Linked DNA regions of Homo sapiens: region 2 is linked to region 1. A link is an interaction called in ENCODE POLR2A ChIA-PET data of the cell type or tissue named here. Cell type or tissue: B cell. All regions are shown on one strand. Region 1 overlaps HOOK2 (hook microtubule tethering protein 2). Region 2 has its middle 19 kb from the start of LINC02926.

Region 1 (2,500 bases):
AGGTAGGCTAGGCTAGGCTGTGATGCTCAGTAGGTAAAGTATGTTCAATGGATTTTCTTTTTTAAAAAAAATTTAAAAATTTTTATTTTTTGAAAACAGATGGAATCTCGCTATCTTGACCAGGGTGTTCTCGAACTGCTGGCCTCAAGCGATCTCCCATCTCAACCTCTCAAAGTGCTGGGATTATAGGCATGAGTCACCACGCCCAGCTCTCTTTTTCTTTTTCTTTTTTTAATATCTTTTACTTTTTTCTTTTGAGACAGTCTCCCTCTCTCAACCAGGCTGGAGTGCAGTGATGCGATCTTGGCTTACTGCAACTTCCACCTCCCAGGTTCAAGCTATTCTCGTGCTTCAGCTTTCTGGGTAGCTGGGATTACAGGCGCGCGCCACCAGCCCGGCTAATTTTTTTTTTTTTTTTTTTCGAGACGGAGTCTTGCTCTGTCGCCCAGCCTGGAGTGCAGTAGCACGATCTCGGCTCACTGCAAGCTCCGCCTCCCGGGTTCACACCATTCTCCTGCCTCAGCCTCCCGAGTAGCTGGGACTACAGGCGCCCACCACCACGCCCGGCTAATTTTTTGTATTTTTAGTAGAGATGGGGTTTCACCGTGTTAGCCAGGATGGTCTCGATCTCCTGACCTCGGGATCCACCCGCCTCGGCCTCCCAAAGTGCTGGGATTACAGGAGTGAGCCACCACGCCCAGACTAATTTTTCTATTTTTAAGTAGAGACAGGGTTTTGCTATGTTGGCCAGGATGGTCTCAAACTCCTGGCCTCAAGTGATGTGGGGTTACAGAAGGAGTTATGGGGTGCCCGCCTTGGCCTCCCAAAGTGCTGGGATTACAGGCGCGAGCCACCGCACCCGGTCTTTTTCTTTTGTTTGAGTCAGGGTCTCACCCTGTCACCCAGGCTGGAATGCAGTGATGCAGCCACAGCTCACTACAACCTCGAAATCCTGGGCTCAAGTGATCCTCCCGGCTCAGCCTCCCAAAGCGCTGGGATACCAGGCCTGGCCTTTATGCATTTTAGGATATTTTCAATTTACCACGAGTTTTGTTACATGGTTAGGTAGCCCCAAGGAAATCAAGCAGCATGGTGAAGCGGCGGGCATCAAAGAATTTAGAGGAGCGGTACTTAAGGGAAGGGAAAGGCTGGGCTTACTAACCCAGACAGAAGAGCAGCGTGGGTGGAGGGAAGAGGCCCGGAGAGCGTGGCCTACGTACAAATAAGGGAGGGGATCAGGGGTGGGCGGAGGGCTGGCCAACGGTGAGAGACTTGCTGCCAGGGGCGGGGCCCCGGCCCTAACCCCGCCCCCGCCGCACCTGCCGCCGCTGCGCCTCCAGCTGGGCGCGCAGGGAGCCCGCTCGGCGTAGCTCATCCTCCAGTTGTCGCGTGCGCTCGGCGTGGCCGGCGTTGCGTTCCTCCAGCTGCCGCACCTGCCGCCGCAGCTCCCTCAGCTCGCCCAAGCGGCGCCGGCAACTGGTCAGCGTGGCCTCCAGCTGCCCAGCACGCTCCGAAGACTGCCTAGGGGAGTGGGAGGGAAGGGGGAGGGCTGAGAGCTCTGATCAGGGGTCAGCTGGGATGTGGAGTGGCCCTTGGAGCACAGGGTGTTGTTCAGCCTGAGGCTTTTGGGTTCAAGGTGAAGGGGTCATGAAAGTTGAGGGTTAGGGGTCAATCAGGGCCTGGAGCTGTTGAGAGTCATTACAGCAATGGTTAGCCCAGGGTTATAATCAGGTATCCCCTGGGGTGGAATTGTGGGGACACAGAGGGTGGGGTTATAGGGGGAGTGATGGGGAGCCTAGAGAGGTCTGAGCATCTGCCAAGGATACCTTGGAGTCATTGGGGGAGGTATGGGACAAGAGGACTGCGGGGTCCTTAGAAGTGCAATTGGGGGGTGCACTAGTACCTTCGCATTACAGAGATGCTATAGGGGCCCAGTGGAGCCCTTTGTGGTTACAGAAGGCACAGTAGAGTCAAAAGGGGGTGCAAAGTAATTGCATTGTGGAGTCCTAGAAGGTACCATGGGATCCAGGGGCATTATGAAGCCCAAACTGTGCAGTGGGATCTGCAGAGCATTGTAGGGGAGGTTCTTGTGTTTTGGGGGGCCACAGGGATGCTATGGGGTCTTGGAAGCATACTGTGGGATAAGGGGGGGGCAGTGTGGGGTCCAGGGGATATGGTGGAATTCAGGATAGTGCAATGTGGCCTTGGGCGTTCTGTAGGGCTCAGGGTGGCACTGTGGAGTCCAGGGGGCATATTGGGGGTTCACTGGGCACATGAAAATTACAGAGCTGCTATGGCATCAGAGGGGAACTCTGGAAACAGGTTTACCCCCCGCCCCCCGTGATGGGGACCCAGGAACCCACCACTCACCGTAGTTCATCCATCTCATCCTTCAGGGCCTGTGCCTCCTGGGCCAGGCTAGTCAGCGCCTGGTTCCGGTGCTGCAGCTCCGCAACCTCCCTCTCCAGCTCGGCACAGCGCAGGCGCTCATCCTCCCTGC
Region 2 (2,500 bases), 200 kb before region 1:
CCAATACTATCTATCTGGAGATAGCATCACATCCCAAAGATCAAGGACAATGTTCCACAAGACTGTCCCTCATCTTAGATGCCAGTCACAAGCCAGGGCCTCTAGAACTTCTGGACCAACTTAAACACTGGGGTTCCGAAAACCCCTTCCTTGAGTTTAATTAGTGTGATATTTAATATTGAGTGTCAACGTGATTGAAGGATGCAAAATACTGTCCCTGGGTGTGTCTGTGAGGGTGTTGCCAAAGGAGATTAACATTTGAGTCAGTGGACTGGGGGAGGCAGACCCACCCTCAGTTTGGGTGGGCACCATCTAATCAGCTGCCAGCGTGGCTAGAATAAAGCAGGCAGAAGAAAATGCAAGGAGCTGACTTGTTGAGTCTTCCCGTCTTCATCTTTCTCCTGTGCTGGATGCTTCCTGCCCTCAAACATCAGACTTCAAATTCTTCAGCTTTGGGATTCTTGGACGTACACCAGTGATTTGCCAGGGTCTCTCGGGCCTTTGGCCACAGACCGAAGGCTACACTGTCGGCTTCCCTAACTTTTGAGGTTTTGGGATTTAGACTGATCCACCACTGGCTTCCTTGCTCCTCAACTTACAGACTATCGTGGGACTTTACCTTGTGATTCTGTGAGTCAATTCTAATAAACTCCCTTTCATATATACAGATATCCTACTAGTCTTTCCCTCTAGAGAACCCTGACTAGTACGATTTGCTAGAACAGCTCAGAAAACTCAGAGAAACATATTAGTTTAATTTACCCCCCTTTTTTTTTTCTGAGACGGGGTCTTGCCTTGTTGCCCAGACTGGTCTTGAACTCCTGGGCTCAAGCGATCCTCCCACCTCAGCCTCTCAAGTAGCTGGGACTACAGGCTCATGCCACTGTGCCCAATTTTGTTTACCCACTTATTACAAAGAATATTACAAAAGATACAGGTGAACAGCCAGATGGAAGAGATGTATGACTCTAGGTGTGACACCTTTCAGGAACCTCCACACGTTCAGCTCCCCAGAAGCTCCCGGACCCAGGCCTTTCAAGTTGAATGGAGTCATCATTATGTAGTCATGACTGATTACATTATTGCCCATTGTTTATCAACTTAACCTTCAGTCCATCTCCCCACTCTGGAGGTCCAAAGGAATGGAGCTGAAAGTTCCAATCCTATAATCACATGGTTATTTCCTTTGCTACCTGCCCCCCCATCCTGAGGCTATCCAGCAGGCCCAAGCCATCAGTCAACTCATTAGCATACAAAATGTCACTTATCACTTTTAAGACTCAAAAAATTTTAGGGGTTATATGACAAGAAACGGGAAGAAGATTGCTATGGTATGAAGACAGTAGGGACACCTTTTATTAGCGGCCTGTGGACCCCAAGCATGGAAATAAAGAAAAATCCTGAGTTTAAAGGAAATTCTAGGCACCTAGTGAAGCCATGAGAAGCAAATAAGTAACTTGTTAAACAAGAAGGTAATAGATCTAAAACAATAGCTCAGGAAGTTAGAGGCCCAGATATGTTTGCTTTCCCCATATAAACTAAGGGTAAGATCTTTTTTTTTTTTGAAAGGGAGTCTTGCTCTTTCACCCAGGCCAGAGTGCAGTGGCGCTATCTCGGCTCACTGCAAGCTCTGCCTCCTGGGTTCACGCCATTCTCCTGCCTCAGCCTCCTGAGTAGCTGGGACTACAGGCGCCCGCCACCGCGCCTGGCTAATTTTTTGTATTTTTAGTAGAGACGGGGTTTCACCGTGTTCGCCAGGATGGTCTCGATCTCCTGACCTCGTGATCTGCCCGCCTCAGCCTCCCAAAGTGCTGGGATTACAGGCGTGAGCCACCACGCCCGGCAGGATAACATCTTAACATACATCCCGGAGTTGTCTTTCAGAGGCTTGGAACCCCACTGAGGACCCCCGCTGAACAGATCCATTCACTGGCACAGACTCCTAGATAAGGAAGAAGTGAAGACTAAACTTGACCTTTGTTCTGTTTCTTCCTTGGGGGATTAGAGAAAGTCACTCCCTGTAACCAGTTATTTTTCTACTGACCCCTGTCAGGCCTCTGAGCCCAAGCCTGCACGAATACATCCAGATGGCCTGAAGCAAGTGAAGAATCACAAAAGAAGTGAAAATAGCTGGTTCCTGCCTTAACTGACATTACCTTGTGAAATTCCTTTTCTTGGCTCAGAAGCTCCTCCACTGAGCACCTTATGACCCCCACTCCTGCCCGCGAGAAAACAACCCCCTTTGACTGTAATTTTCCACTACCTACCCAAATCCTATAAAACAGCCCCACCCCTATCTCCCTTCACTGACTCTTTCTGGACTCAGCCTGCCTGCACCCAGGTGAAATAAACAGCTTTACTGCTCACACAAAGCCTGTTTGGTGGTCTCTTCACACGGACACGCGTGACAACCCGATTTTTCTTTTTTTTAATCTTATGACCTCATTTTTCTCAGAGATGAAGTCTTGTTATGTTGCCTAGGCTGGTCTTGAAATCCTGG

Evidence for each region. Peaks named below come from ENCODE experiments on the same cell type or tissue, not always from the same donor. Only the 100,000 strongest peaks of a DNase experiment are listed, where the experiment ranks them.
Region 2: POLR2A ChIA-PET joins it to region 1 with 6 read pairs; 2 of 35 experiments call an interaction of 5 or more read pairs at or near these places.

Annotation. Positions count from the first base shown.
Region 1 is chr19:12,768,562-12,771,061 of GRCh38, forward strand. It overlaps HOOK2 (hook microtubule tethering protein 2), which reads right to left. Exons shown (of 23, transcript NM_013312.3): 10 at 2,371-2,500; 11 at 1,320-1,521. Among named protein-coding and RNA genes, the nearest start is that of HOOK2, 5.7 kb to the right of the region's middle. RefSeq lists a silencer at 1,193-1,422 and an enhancer at 2,381-2,500. In B cell, no CTCF peak of the experiment used is centred here; a DNase peak (open chromatin) is centred at 1,220.
Region 2 is chr19:12,569,687-12,572,186 of GRCh38, forward strand. No RefSeq gene overlaps it. Among named protein-coding and RNA genes, the nearest start is that of LINC02926, 19 kb to the left of the region's middle. In B cell, no CTCF peak of the experiment used is centred here; no DNase peak of the experiment used is centred here; H3K27ac peaks cover 801 bases.